Regions from separate parts of the Homo sapiens genome. Here region 2 is linked to region 1. Evidence: chromatin loops called from intact Hi-C (ENCODE). Cell type or tissue: A673. All regions are shown on one strand.

Evidence for each region. Hi-C counts contacts between places; a loop is a spot of excess contacts. Peaks named below come from ENCODE experiments on the same cell type or tissue, not always from the same donor. Only the 100,000 strongest peaks of a DNase experiment are listed, where the experiment ranks them.
Region 2: it touches region 1 in a loop (2.6-fold over the local background); 5 of 110 quality-filtered maps call a loop at or near these places.

Annotation. Positions count from the first base shown.
Region 1 is chr18:63,502,540-63,510,539 of GRCh38, forward strand. SERPINB5 (serpin family B member 5) reads left to right here. Exons shown (of 7, transcript NM_002639.5): 7 at 791-2,546. The coding sequence ends at 1,183. Among named protein-coding and RNA genes, the nearest start is that of SERPINB5, 30 kb to the left of the region's middle. In A673, a CTCF peak has its summit at 3,708 (motif pointing left); DNase peaks (open chromatin) are centred at 3,702 and 6,302; H3K27ac peaks cover 587 bases.
Region 2 is chr18:63,336,644-63,344,643 of GRCh38, forward strand. It overlaps KDSR (3-ketodihydrosphingosine reductase), which reads right to left. Exons shown (of 10, transcript NM_002035.4): 7 at 7,767-7,850; 8 at 2,157-2,240. Among named protein-coding and RNA genes, the nearest start is that of BCL2, 21 kb to the left of the region's middle. In A673, CTCF peaks have their summits at 3,453 (motif pointing left) and 5,768 (motif pointing right); DNase peaks (open chromatin) are centred at 3,428 and 5,768; H3K27ac peaks cover 3,889 bases.

The DNA of each region.
Region 1 (8,000 bases):
ACTTTAGCTTTAATTTAATTTTCTAAATCTGATGCCATTCCTAGTACATGAATATTCTGGATTTCCTCGTAGAGAAATTACAATAAGCATTCAAGAAATATGTGTAAAAAGCTTTCTAATTTTATATTCATTTCACTATTGTGTATGCAACATCATGATCCAGGCATTTGTTTCTATAAATCTACTCTCTAACTTAAGGTTGGGTGCGGTGGCTCACACCTTTAATCCCAGCACTTTGGGAGGCTGAGGCTGGCACATCACTTGAAGCCAGGAGTTTGAGACCAGCTTGGCCAACATGATGAAACCCTGTCTCTACTACAAATACAAAAGAAAATTTAGCTGGGCATGGTGGAGTGTGCCTGTAATCCCAGCTACTCGAGAGGCTGAGGCACGAGAATTGCTTGAACCCAGGAGGCAGAGGTTGCAATGAGCGACGATCACACTATTACACTCCAGCCCGGGTGACAGAACAAGATTGTCTAAAAAAAACCCAAACAAACAAACAAACAAACAAAAAACTACTCTCTAACTTAAAATGAAAAAACAGAACCCTGTCCTCATAAATTTCAGTGCACATGGAACACTGTTATAGGCTGGGGAGGAGGAGGACACAGCTGGGTGGCTGCTGGGTCTCCTGAGTCACATACCAAAAACTTCTGGGCCATCTTTGATGTTCCACCCAGACTGCTTTGAAGCTGGGCTTATCATAACACCTTATGTTTTCAATTGAGCCAGGTCTTTTACAGTTGGAAATAAATAAAAATAATTTCTTTTCATTTTTGTCCTTCAGATTGAAAAACAACTCAACTCAGAGTCACTGTCACAGTGGACTAATCCCAGCACCATGGCCAATGCCAAGGTCAAACTCTCCATTCCAAAATTTAAGGTGGAAAAGATGATTGATCCCAAGGCTTGTCTGGAAAATCTAGGGCTGAAACATATCTTCAGTGAAGACACATCTGATTTCTCTGGAATGTCAGAGACCAAGGGAGTGGCCCTATCAAATGTTATCCACAAAGTGTGCTTAGAAATAACTGAAGATGGTGGGGATTCCATAGAGGTGCCAGGAGCACGGATCCTGCAGCACAAGGATGAATTGAATGCTGACCATCCCTTTATTTACATCATCAGGCACAACAAAACTCGAAACATTATTTTCTTTGGCAAATTCTGTTCTCCTTAAGTGGCATAGCCCATGTTAAGTCCTCCCTGACTTTTCTGTGGATGCCGATTTCTGTAAACTCTGCATCCAGAGATTCATTTTCTAGATACAATAAATTGCTAATGTTGCTGGATCAGGAAGCCGCCAGTACTTGTCATATGTAGCCTTCACACAGATAGACCTTTTTTTTTTTTCCAATTCTATCTTTTGTTTCCTTTTTTCCCATAAGACAATGACATACGCTTTTAATGAAAAGGAATCACGTTAGAGGAAAAATATTTATTCATTATTTGTCAAATTGTCCGGGGTAGTTGGCAGAAATACAGTCTTCCACAAAGAAAATTCCTATAAGGAAGATTTGGAAGCTCTTCTTCCCAGCACTATGCTTTCCTTCTTTGGGATAGAGAATGTTCCAGACATTCTCGCTTCCCTGAAAGACTGAAGAAAGTGTAGTGCATGGGACCCACGAAACTGCCCTGGCTCCAGTGAAACTTGGGCACATGCTCAGGCTACTATAGGTCCAGAAGTCCTTATGTTAAGCCCTGGCAGGCAGGTGTTTATTAAAATTCTGAATTTTGGGGATTTTCAAAAGATAATATTTTACATACACTGTATGTTATAGAACTTCATGGATCAGATCTGGGGCAGCACCCTATAAATCAACACCTTAATATGCTGCAACAAAATGTAGAATATTCAGACAAAATGGATACATAAAGACTAAGTAGCCCATAAGGGGTCAAAATTTGCTGCCAAATGCGTATGCCACCAACTTACAAAAACACTTCGTTCGCAGAGCTTTTCAGATTGTGGAATGTTGGATAAGGAATTATAGACCTCTAGTAGCTGAAATGCAAGACCCCAAGAGGAAGTTCAGATCTTAATATAAATTCACTTTCATTTTTGATAGCTGTCCCATCTGGTCATTTGGTTGGCACTAGACTGGTGGCAGGGGCTTCTAGCTGACTTGCACAGGGATTCTCACAATAGCCGATATCAGAATTTGTGTTGAAGGAACTTGTCTCTTCATCTAATATGATAGCGGGAAAAGGAGAGGAAACTACTGCCTTTAGAAAATATAAGTAAAGTGATTAAAGTGCTCACGTTACCTTGACACATAGTTTTTCAGTCTATGGGTTTAGTTACTTTAGATGGCAAGCATGTAACTTATATTAATAGTAATTTGTAAAGTTGGTTGGATAAGCTATCCGTGTTGCAGGTTCATGGATTACTTCTCTATAAAAAATATGTATTTACCAAAAATTTTGTGACATTCCTTCTCCCATCTCTTCCTTGACCTGCATTGTAAATAGGTTCTTCTTGTTCTGAGATTCAATATTGAATTTTTCCTATGCTATTGACAATAAAATATTATTGAACTACATGTCTTGTTTTTTTTTTCCTATTAAGTTAGACTATTTTGAAATAGAACCAAGCCGTGCGTTTACAAAAGCATCCCTGAAGCAGGCAGATCACAAGGTCAAGAGATTGAGACCATCCTGGCCAACATAGTGAAACCCCGTCTCTACTAAAAATACAAAAATTAGCTGGGCGTGGTGGCGCCCACCTGTAGACCCAGCTACTCAGGAGGCTGAGGCAGGAGAATCGCTTGAACCTGGGAGGCGGAGGTTGCAGTGAGCCAAGATCAGGCCACTGCACTCTAGCCTGGCGACAGAGCAAAACTCCGTCTCAAAAAAAAAAAACAAAACAAAAACTCAAAACATAAAAACAACAAAAACAAAACAAAACAAAAAGAACAAACCCCAAAAAACCCCAAAGCATCCCTGTAGGTAAAATGCTCTTTTGAAGATTGAGGCAGACTAAAAAGAAATAAGAATAATTACTTCCTCTTTTCCCTTGTTTTCCTTTCTTCCTAGCCCTCAGCTCTGACTTCTTTCTCCCACACTCCTTTCATCCTAGGGAGTAAAAGACCAGGGCAGTGCTAGAATGACTCTCAACTGCATAAACATCTATAATGGAATCAGACACCTTGGGACATAGAGATCTTCCCAGCCCTTTTCACTCTAAACCCACCCTCAAAAGTCATTATATTAGGACACTGTATGTGCTTAAAACATTGTTTCTTCTTATGAAGAGTGTTTTTCTCAATGCCATGCACATTTGTTTTAAATTAGTTATGGTGTCCCTGAACCTAATATTCAACATAGCCTCTTTTCTGTCCCTATTGTGTGCTTGAACTAAACGTGTCTCCTCTTTCAACAAATGATGAGTACAAAAGCTGACAAATGCCCCCACATCCTTAAAAGATTATTTGTGTGGGATTGCTGGGGGTGGTCAAAGCCAGATTTTGCCCGCTTGGTTCATCATCCCTCTTATCCAGGCTATGAAATACAAAATGTGAGATGACTGTGAAAAACATTAGTGAGTTTTTAGAGGAAGGGAGAGATTTGTGCCTCTTTAAACCAAGAATGCAGGGAGCTTAAAGTGTCTCCTGCAATTTGGAAAACACTGAAAATTTTGGTCATCTTATCTGGGACAGTCTTAATTCAGTGATTTTTCAACCAGGGGAAATTCTGCCCCCTAGGGGACATTTTCATTGTCACAGCTGGGGTACTGTCATCTAGTGGATAGTCTGGGGGGTTTTGTCTAGGATGAGGAGGAAGATGAAAGAGGGTCGGTTTGGAAAGGAAGAATTCAGTGCATTCTGCAAGCACCCTGCCCAGCCCAGCTCACTAGCAAACTGGTCACAGGTATATTATCTCATTTTGTCCTCTCCACAGACCTTTCAGGAGGAAACCATGATCCCATCTTATAAATGAGGACGCTGAGACAGAGAATGGATAGACAACCTACTCAAGGTCACAGAGCTAATGCATGTTGGTGGCTATATTTGAACTCATGAAGACAGACTCCAGAGCTGGACTTCCTAACCTCTCTGCTCCATGCCCTCTTCCAACTGACAGCGATCCCTGACAGGGGTCACTGAATGAACCTGAAAGAATTCCTCTCTTCCAGACCTTCTCTATTTAGGAGGAGTTCCAAATATTTGTCATATCCTGGCAGTCCTTTCCTTGTCAACTAAAACATCCCTAGAGTCAGAGACAGTCCACCAGTAAGGGGCCCAATTACTGCCTTTGCTTATTCTCACAGTGACCCTGAAGTTAAGGGCCATGCCTATCTATTTTATGAGGAAATATGGGCTTAGAAGAATTGGATAATGCCTCCAAATGGGTAAATAGCAGGGCTTGGATTTGTGAACATTATGACTATGAAAACATATATTTAGTTATTTCCTTACTGATGAATATTCAGCTAGTTTCTGGTTTTTCTGTTATAGATAATATTACTATGGACACCTCTATACTTAATCATCTGTAATTATTATTATTATTATTATTTTTTGAGGCAGTCTCTCTCTCTGTTGCCCAGGCTGGAGTGCAGTGGTGCAATCTTGGCTCACTACAACTTCCCTCCCTCCCAGGTTCAAGTGATTCTCATGCCTCAGCCTCCTGAGTAGCTGGGACTACAGGCATCTGCCACCCCACCTGGCTAATTTTTTGTATTTTTAGTAGAGACGGGGTTTCACCATGTTGGCTAGGCTGGTCTTGAAATCCTGACTTCAGGTGATCTGCCCGCCTTGGCCTCCCAAAGTGCTGGGATTACAAGCGTGAGCCACTATCTGTTTAAGATTTCTAAAATCTTTGTGATTGATATGTTATGAATATATCACAATTTATTCATTCTACTCTTGATGGACATGTGGGTATTTCCAGGTTTGGGCTATTACAAATAGTACCATTGTGAATATTCTAGTACATGTTTTTTGGTGAAATATGTGTGCATTCCTGATTGTTACACACACACATATATATATTATATATATATACATTTTATATATATATAAAATGTATATATATATTTTAGTGGTTTTCCCAGTGCCTCTCTATCTTTCATTATGATTGTATAATAATTATGAGTGATTACTTTTTCCAACTATGACTCCTACCATCACCACTGCCATTCTTGGAGAAATTATTATGAGCCAGACACTTTGCTAGACATGACATATGTTATAATTCAGCTTCCACAGCAACCCTATGGGGCACCATTTGAGGTGAAAGGTGCTAAAGTTCAGACATGCGACACAAAAAAGCTTGCTGAGCACAGATGGCTACTGAGTTATATGGTTAGGACTTAAACCCCAGCTCTCTGACTCCACAGTCCATACTTTTTAATCACTATGATTTGATTATATTACAAAACTTACTTGTATTTGGCCATAAAAAAGAATTAAATCATGTCATTTGCAGAAACATGGATGGAACTGAAGGTCATTATCTGAAGTAAAATAAGACAGATTAATCATCTTAGGTGAAATAACCCACATAAAAAGACAAATATTAAATGTTCTCACTTATATGTGAGAGCTACGATATTTGATCACATGGAGGTAGAGTGTGGAAAGATAGAGATCAGAGACTGGGAGGGGTGAGCTGGGGGAGGAGGGGAAGATGAAGAAAAGTGGCTTAAAGGGTACAAACATATAGTGAGATCGAAGGAATAGAGTCAATGTTTGATTTCAGAGTAGGGTGACTGTACTTAACAAAAATGTATTGTACTTGGGTGATGGACAGCCACATACCCTGACTTGATCACTACACATTTTACACATGACATGGAACAAAATTTCATGTGTGCCCATACATTTTTACAAATAAAAAATGAAAGAGACCTAAAGTCCCTTTAGCCTGTTTAGTGTTGGTTGCTTTGCATCAAGAAATTGATGATTCATAGGAAAAAACAAAACAAAAAGCTTCAAGGGCAGATTTTCCTCTATGTTAAAAATGAAATGTTATGTTGAATAGAAGACAAATGAATGTAGATAAAAATAAAAGTTAAATGTTTACATAATAAGTAAACATTCCATAAATACTTGCTTTTCAAATATGTCTGGTTAAATGTAATTTTTGGAAAATTCTGTTTCTTTCTCAGGAGTCCTGTTCAGTCAACTGTATGGCATTTGTGATTTATATCAGATTAAAAAGACTTCCCTTCTAAGTTTTAGCTCTTGGACTAGAAACCACTAGCACAACATTCTTACCCTCAACCCCACCCTACAGTCATGGAAGATTTAGGTGATGGGCGTTTCCCTGTTCTTTTGTCCTTGTCACCATCCTCTGCCAGACAGTAACAGCTGCTTGAGTTTGTGAAAGCTTTTTGAGAAAAGAGATCAAACTGTTTCACTAACGGCAAATGACTATTCCTCTCCCAAGGCCTGGAACAGACAAAGGAAATGGCATTATTCTCCATTAGAGATGAGATAGATACAGACGTGTCCCTGGAACTTCTGACCGCATTTGAGGAGTCTTGCCAGTTGCACGTGGCCTGAAATGACAGCCCTCCCTGTCTCTATCACAGGCTGCTTTGCACTTCTCACATCTCCTGGGACAGGATCTATCACACAGTAAAATAAATACCAAGGCATATTTTCAATGGATGGAAAATAGAGTTTGAATGGGCAGGTGATCTATGTGTTTGTGTTGGTTGCCTCTTGCATCTAATGAGGGCTTCTCTGATGACATAAAACAAGATCGTCTTGTGTTTCTGAAAGTGTGTCTGGAGGAACAGTAGTTGTGTAGGGTATGAGAAGCTGCTATGAAATAGGAGTCCGTGGTTGAAAAATCTTGAAAAAGCTGTTTTGAACCAAATTAAACAGGTTCTGCAGTACTCTTCAAGCTTTCAAGAAGTTGATGTGGCCGGGCGCAGTGGCTCACGCCTGTAATCCCAGCATTTTGGGAGGCTGAGGCAGGTGGGTCACCTGAGGTCAGGAGTTCGAGTCCAGCCTGGCCAACGTGGTGAAACCCTGACTCTACTAAAAATACAAAAATTAGCTAGGAGGCTGAGGCAGGAGAATCACTTGAACCAGGAAGGCGGAGGTTGCAGTGAAAGGAGATTGCACCATTGCACTGCAGCCTGGGCAACAGAGCAAGACTCTGCCTCAAAAAAAAAAAAAAAAAAATTGACGCAGTTGACGTCTTTTCTGAATATCTGGAGGAGGGTACAGTGTCTCGTTCCTTATTTATTTTATTTTATTTTTAGAGACGGAGTCTCGCTCTGTTGCCCAGGCTGGAGTGCAGTGGCATGATCTCGGCTCACTGCAAGCTCTGCCTCTCGGGTTCACGCCATTCTCCTGCCTCAGTCTCCAGAGTAGCTGGGACTACAGGTACACGCCACCACGCCCGGCTAATTTTTGTATTTTTAGTAGAGACGGGGTTTCACTGTGTTAGCCAGGATGGTCTCGATCTCCTACCTCACGATCCGCCCACCTTGGCCTCCCAAAGTGCTGGGATTACAGGCAGTGAGCTACCGTGCCCGTCCTGGTTTCTTAAATTTATACGACCTCTAAACCTGGTAGTCACCCTGCATCTTGGAGGACAATTGTTTAGTAGAGTGAGTTTTGGGAAAAGTCAACTTAGCTGGGAAATAGACTTAGTAAGAAAAATCAAGATTTTTCCGGTTGCCATGTGGATACTATGGAAAGAACCCTGGTGTGGGAGGAAGCCCTGGATTCCAGCAACCAAACCACTCCTATCAATACCTGTATATGAGGGAGGGAGGGTCTTTATCTCAGGGATTTCTGAGATTCCTCTTGAAGCTAATAGTTCACGGGGCCCAAACAAATCCTCCATCCTGAGCCATCCCTCACCCATCCATCTATGTGGAGACGGCTGCCATTTCCATCCCTAAAAGCATGGTCAAGGGTCTGACACTCCTCTCTGACACTAGGAACAAAGGTTGTCCTCCCAAAGGTGAAGAGGCATGATTGCTATGTGCGCCGCCCCCCTCCCCCCAACTTTGGCAGGAAAATGAGAACAAG
Region 2 (8,000 bases), 170 kb before region 1:
TCATGAATGGTTAAAAGATCCATTCAAAGTACAAGACGGACCAATGGAATTTAATGTAACAGAGAACAAAACATTCATTGATGTAGTTTCCAATTCTATACTGCAACTAACCTTTAAGAAACTACCATTTGTTGAGTTTGGGTTTGATATCAAAAAAGAATGTCCATAATTATCTGAAAAGCCTAGTAAAATAGTCTTCCCTTTCCCAACTCCGTATCTGTCTCAGGCCAGATTTTCTGTATATCCTTCCATCAAAACAACATTATTACAACAGATGGAATGCAGAAGCAGCTATTTGAATCCAGCTGTTAATGCAGACCTTAAAGCAACTGGTGAAAATGTGAACCAATGCCACCGTCCTCACTGAACTTTTGTTTTGAAAAGTAGTAAATTTTGTTTAAAAAAAGTCACTTTATATATATGTGACTTTATATATATATATATGTGACTTTATATATATATATATGTGAATATATATATATATATATATATATGGAGTTTTGCTCTTGTTGCCCAGGCTGGAGCACAATGGCTCAATCTCAGCTCACTGCAGTCTCCACCTCCTGGGTTCAAGCGATTCTCCTGTCTCAGCCTCCCAAGTAGCTGGGATTACAGGCGCATGTCACCACACCCGACTAATTTTTGTATTTTTAGTAGAGACGGGGTTTCATCATATTGGTCAGGCTGGTATTGAACTCCTGACTTCAGGTGATCCGCCCGCCTTGGCCTCCCAAAGTGTTGGGATTACAGGCACGAGTCACTGTGCCCAGCCATTTTTGTTATTTTTAATGAATCAATAAATATTACAAACAGCTTCCATTTCAAATATGGCAAATATCAATAAATATAGCCATGTAAATAAACAAAAGTTCTCTGGGGTTGTTGACAATTTGTAAGAATGTAAAGTGGTCAAGAGAAGAAAAGTTTGAAAACCACTAAACTAAATGAATACTGCCAAAATACTAAGAGCTATTTAGCATCATTAGAAACACTGAATGGGCTGGGCACGGAGCTCACGCCTGTAATCCCAGCACTTTGGCCAAGAGGCTGAGGCGTGCGGATTACCCGAAATCAGGAGTTCGAGACCAGCCTGGCCAACATGGTGAAGCCCCATTTCTACTACAAATACAAAAAATTAGCCAGGTGTGGTTGTGAGCACCTGTAATCCCAGCTACTCAGAAGGCCGAGGCAGGAGAATCACTTAAACCCAGGAGGCAGAGGTTGCAGTGAGCCAAGATCGTGCCACTGCACTCCAGCCTGGGCAACAAGAGCAAAACTCCGTCTCAAAACAAACAAACAAACAAAACAACAACAACAACAAAAAACACCAAATGCATTTGCTTTGACCCGAGATAAGCAGGAAAAATAAAGTCTCACTTGTGCCATCTTCCTGAGCCTTTTAATGCACTCAGGACAAAGTTCTTCACACATGTATATATTTCAACAGAATTCACTATTCTCATTCTGCTCAGTTCAGTCTAATGTGACAGCATTTAGGCCACTTCAAGGCTGTCCACCATGTGCTGACACCTCTCATTCCAATGGTCCTATAGATTTTCCAAATTCAGTGTGGGTCTGTGGTTTACAGACATCCCTCATAAATGTGCATTTTTCCGCATTAACAGAAATGTTGTCAAAAAGCATGAGGCACATATGTTGTTCTTCTACAAAACAGCACATCATTTCTTAAAATACCATTTTTGATTCTGAATTAAAAAACATATCAACAGGGAAGACAGGAGGACAGGCCCACGGGGCTGGTGGCACTTTCTCGTTAGCTAACTTTTGGGAAAATGATACTGGGAAGCAGGAATGGGAGAGAAAGCAGCCAGGTGTATATGGGACATAGTATATATCGTTTACACTCATAGGAAAGTCTCATTTTCTTTTTAAAGAACCGGTGTTTCCAGACATCCTTCTAGTAAACCTGTTCCTCAGATTAAGGTATACAATCAGTTTTCAGGAGGCTACTCACTAATATGGAGTCAATAAAGCGTCTAAAAGAAGAAAAGTTGAGTCCAATATTAGATATGACAAATCTGACAGACTAAAAAATTCTAATAATTGATGTTTTGAAGTAAGTCCTTGGACAAATATCTTTTCAGAAATATAGTACTACAAACACAAATAGTACAGAAAACAAGGATTTTACTTACTATGGCATCTTTAACAATTTGTTTGGCCACCTGTTCTGGTTTGCACACAGATGTGGTCTCTGAAATAAGTCGAGTCTCCAAAGGCTAAAAGTGGAAAAACATGTACATAACAATATCATGATTGCCCATTACATTAAAAATAAATTATTCTTACAGCCTCCTGATTTACAAATAATTCCAATTTTCTACCTTTGGGCAGATTCCTATTTCTAGAATAAGGTCCATCTGGATTCTAAATCAGTGTCTACCTAGTTACTACGTAAAATTCTACCCAGTAGCTAACACAAGACAAGGAGGCCTTTGCCATTCTCTTAGAACATACGGAGTCTTGGCTCCACTGAGGACCATCAAAGCTAGAGTGAGAACACATCACTGGATACAAGTTCAGAAAGACCCCCTTTGACTCCTCAGTGCTGGCCGGACACCTGAATGATGGTGCTTTTCTGTAGAGGCTAGACCTGTGTCCAGAGCAAGCCTGCTCCCAAGACCAGCAACTCCATTCTGACCATATTCCCAGGTCAGCAGAGGGCTGATCCCTGGGGATGAACCTGGCGCCCAAGGCAGGGACAGTCGCAACCCAGCCCCCATTCAACAACTGCAGATGCTTCTTAAAGGACTTGCTGAGGAGGCAAATGCACAGGACACTGAAACAGAAGGAGCCACTTAGGAGATAACCCTGAGTGGTCCCTAGATGGGCTGCATGCTAGTTACCAGGCTGGAGCTGCAGACCCCAAATCTTAGCCTTTTCTTCCTCAAAAGGTCCATCTCAACTCTTACCTAACTCAAAAAGCCTTCCCTAAATACCTAACTGGCAGTAACCTCTCTCTTTCTTCTGTGAACATTTCTGTTTTAATACACATTATAGCTACTTGTGCATTTGCATTTTACCTCCTAAGTTTCTTGTGGGCAGGGCCTTTTTTGTAAGAAATTATTTATCTTTGGCTTTTCTTTGCGATGTCTTGCATATGTGTGCTCAAAAATTATTTCAGTTAGTTTCAATTAGAAGTGTCAAATAATTTCAAGTAGAAGTGTCAAACAAAAGCCTTAAACTGCATGAGACTGTAAACTTTACCACGTAAGCTTGAAGGAATTAAAGAAAATAAAAACCAGATTATATTTTCTTAAAATAGGAAAGTAAAGTATTTCATAAAGATCAAGTATTTCTTATGAACCTTTCTTAAGAGAAAGGCTGTTTTGAAGGAGCCACGATTCATTCTTCCAGACCCCCAGGCTGGCATAACCACACTAAATACACATAAGATTCTAAAGTACTATGGCGCCCCCTAAAGGGCCCACACATCAATGTAGAATTGTATTTACCCCCAACAAGTCTGCCCAAAATTTTACTGAAAAAACCCCAACTTAATCAACATCAGAATCAAACCTTAACAGGGAAATCACCACCCTTTGTCAGCTCTGGCTTCAAACTAAAAGACTGCATACCGAATGTTGCAAAGCTGCTTAGAAGATCTCTGCTTATTCTAAGACAGGACATTTGGCTTAAATTTACTTCTTTGAAATAGCAGTAATTTTTAAAAAGGCAGAGCCAAAGAGAAAAGAATAGGGGGAAAAAACCTAAATCACAAACATCTTTCTACAAATATACAGTCTAGGGAGTTTAAGTGCCAATTTTTATGCTGCAGAGATTCACATTTACAAAGTATTCGTATAAAAGAGAAAAAAATATATAAAACTAAAATTGGCCACAGTTCAAGGTGGTAAGTTCTGATTAATTCCTTTCTTCCCGCTTCACCTATTCATTTGCTCAAAAAAGCAACTACTATGTGTCAAGGCAAAGGGAATATTCCATTGAAAAAGTGTGAAGCTTATATTCAGCTCAGGATGACTGGCAGTCATTTTATATAAAAGATATGTCTGTTTTAAGTGCTATGAGAAGCTTCTGTTATAAGCTGTGATAAGTGCAATGGAGACTCAAATCATCAGACCCCAAGTCATCTCCTCTACGATGGCAAAAGATTAGCAATTTACTAACCAGATTCTTAATTCTCACCACTAAGAGTAGTTATAAGGCACTTTGTAGAAACAGAAAAATTAAGCAAAAGTTGGCACGTAGGTGGTGAGCTCCCCAGCCCTCCTGCCCTGCTTGCCTCCCACAACACAGACAGCAAGTCTTACTCTCCCAAAGGCAGAAGAAGACATGATTCCTCAGTAGGGAAACTGATCAAACCATGAGAAAAGTGAGCAGATGCTGGCATATGAGAATCTTCTAATGAAGTGGCTGCATCCCCTCCTGATCATCCTATAGTAAACAGCTGAGAAGCTAGAGATTTACAATTGGCATTTTAGTGCATCACTCTTAAATATGGACAATCAAGGATCAACAGACATTTCAGGAAGCCGGAAAAAACAACAACAGAGAAAAAGAAAGTAGGAGGAAATAAATAATACAAGATATAGAAGAAATTTTCAAACAAAACAACAGCAACAAAAAAACAAGGCTAAACATCCAGAGTGAATATCCTTAGACATAAGAGAAAATATGAAATCCATGAAATAAGGCAAGAAGCTATTTTTAAAAACTGTTTTAAATATTCAGAGAAAAGAGATCTAAAGTAATTTTTATGTAACCCAGTAGAAATAAAGATTTCAACAAAAAGGTTTAAGGATAAAGCGAATAAAAACCTAGAAGGGAGAACAAAAGGCCCAAGAGATTAAAAAAAAAAAGAGAGAGAAAATAGAAGGAAATTAGAGGATCAGTCCAGAAAGTTCAAAAATCTGAATAATAAATGCTCCAGAGAGAATGAACACTTGAAATACTTTGGGAAGAAAGAAGTGATAAAAGGAGTAATATAATAAAATGTCCCAGAACAAAAGTTGATAAAATAAAAGGGCTCATATGAAATGAGAAGATTTCATGCCAAAATCCATTAAATAAGGATAAAAAGGGACACAAGGTTTCCAAAAATAAATGGAAAAACAGGTTCTATACAAAAGGTTGGGAATCAAAATAGCACTGGATTCCACAGAAATTCTGGAAGCTGGAAATCAATAAATGCTCACAGAAATCTGAGGAAACATTATTTCCAAACTAGAAATCTGTACTTAACAAAACAATACATAAGAATAAAGAAAAATGGCCAGGCACAGTGGCTTATGCCTGTAATCCCAGCACTTTGGGAGGCCAGAGTGGGCCAGGAGTTGGAGACCAGCCTGGCCAACATGGTGAAACCCCGTCTCTACTAAAAAAAAATACAAAAAATCAGCCGGGCTTGGTGGCACGCACCTGTAATCCCAGCTACTCAGGAGGCTGAGGCACGAGAATCTCTTGAACCCAGGAGGCAGAGGTTGCAGTGAGCCAACATTGCACCACTGCACTCCAGCATGGGTGACAGAGCAAGACTCTATCACAAAAAAAAAAAAAAAAAAGGTTAAAATAAAAATAAAGGCATTTTCAGACATGTTGTTTCTAAAACAATATTACCTCTGATGTGCCCTTTCTCAGAAAATTGGTGGAAAATATTATAGCTCCACCAAAATGAGCAGATAAACCAAAAAAGTGAGAGTCATGGGCTCCGTCAAAGGGAGGGGAGAAGGGAACGTGCAGTGTGAGGTGAAGACAAGTCCTGACACCACCGCTGGGTGGCAGAACTAGAACAGACCAGGAACGGGGACGACCCCAGGAGAAATGTCTGAGGAAAAAAGAATGAATCTAATAGAATGTCCAATGTGCTCACATGGATCAAAAGGAGAATCTCAGTTCTGTTTGAATCTGGGACTGAATTAGTTATAGATAATTACAAAGCTAAGCAAATGAAAAGGCAAGAAAGGAAATGTCACTATAGAATGGTCCAAGTGTGCATAATATTAATATGAGCACTAAACCTGATTTAACTAAAGAGATGGGAGGAGTACACAGGGAATGGGGAACAGATATGAGTCTTAATGTTTTTGTTTTGAAACAAGTCTTACTCTATTGCCCAGGCTGGAGTGCAGTGGCGCAATCTTGGCTCACTGCAGCCTCGACGTCCTAGGCTCAAACTATCTGATATGGTTCGGATCTGTGTCCCCATGCAAATCTCAGGTCCAACTACAATCCCCAATGTTGGAGGAGGGACCTGGTGGGAGGTCACTGGATCATGGGGGTGGATTTCCCTCTTGCTATTCTCGTGATACTGAGTGAGTTCTCACGAGATCTGGTTGTTTAAAAGTGTGTGGCACCTCCCCTCTCTCTCTTCCTCCTGCTCCGACCACGTAAGACGTACCTGCTTTCCCTTTACCTAAGACTGTAAGTTTCCTGAGGCCTCCCCAGAAGCAGCAGACTGTACAGCCTGTGGAACTGTGAGCAAATTAAACCTCTTTTACGTGTAAATTACCCAATCTCAGGCATTTATTTATAGTAATGCAAGAACGGACTAATACACTATCCTTCCACCTTAGCCTCCTGAGTAGCTGGAACAATTCTAATTTTGCTTATTTTTTTGTAGGGAAAGGGTCTTGCTATGTTGCCTAGGCTGGTCTCGAACTCCTGGGCTCAATCAATCCTCCTGCCATGGCCTCCCAAAGTACTGGGATTACAGGTGTGAGACACCATGGCTGGCCTTAAATTTTTATTTTTTTATTTTTAATTTTAATTTTTTTTTTTTTTAGATATTGGTTCTCGCTCTGTCACCCAGGTCGAAATGCAGTACTACAATCATGGCTCACTGCAGCCTCAACCTCCCTGGCTCAAATGATCCTCCCACCTCAGCCTCCTGAGTAGCTGGAACTACAAGCATGTGCCACCATGCCTGGCTAATTTTTAAATTTTTTGTAGAGACAGGGTTTTGTTATGTTGCCCAGGCTGGTCTTGAACTCCTGGCCTCAAGTGATCTTCTTGCCTAGGCCTCCCAAAGTGCTGGGATTACAGGCATGAGCCACACTGTGCCTGGCCTGGTCTTAAATTTTATCTTCCACGGTAGAAAGTCAATAAATAATTTCTAAATCTTAAAAAAAAAAAAAGCAGTATAAACATGTTAGTTAAAATAAATGGCTACCTCTAGGGAGTAGGAATTGGGAATGGGAGAGATGAGGCAAAGGATTGATATTGGACTCTAAAACTGTGTGACATACTTCTTTGATAAAAATGTGCTGGAAATGGCTGGGTACAATGGCTCATGCCTATAATCTCAGCACCTGGGAGGCTGAGGAGGGAGGATCACTTGAGGCCAGGAGTTTGACACCAGCCTGGGCGACATAGTGAGACTCCATCTCTACAAAAAAATTAAAAATTAGCTAGGTGTGGTGGCACATGCCTGTAGGCCCAGCTACTCAGGTGGCTGAGGCAGGAGGATTGCTTGAGCCTGAGAGTTTGAGGATGCAGTTAGCCACGATTGTACCACTGCACTCCAGCCTGGATGGCAGAGTGAGGCCCTGTCTCTATAGAGAAAAAATCTGGTAGAAATTTAAACTTTAAGAAAATAAAGTGAGGGAAAAGAGGAAGGAAAGAAGGAATATTTGCCTGGAGAATCTCAAGGTCATCAGAAACCAGCTAGGCACTCTACCCAACAAACATTGTTGATTGGTGAAAACGAGTGTGAGCTGAAGAGTAGAAAGAAAATCAGAAAAGCAGTAAACATTAGAGGTTCAAATTGGGACATGTAGGATACTGACCTTTGTTCTGTTTTCTTCGGCAAAGCCAGGTGTGTCTGTGTCTGGTGGGTAAGCAACTGTGATGTAGACATTATATGGCTTCACCTGCATTTCAAAACAACACGTGTACCTTCAGTAAACAAGACACACTGAGGTCCTACACTGCCAACCTGCACTGGCTGCCCTGATTCCCAAAAAGCGGTGAGAACAATGGGGTGATTCTGTTAGGCGGGGAACTACACCAATTGCATTGAG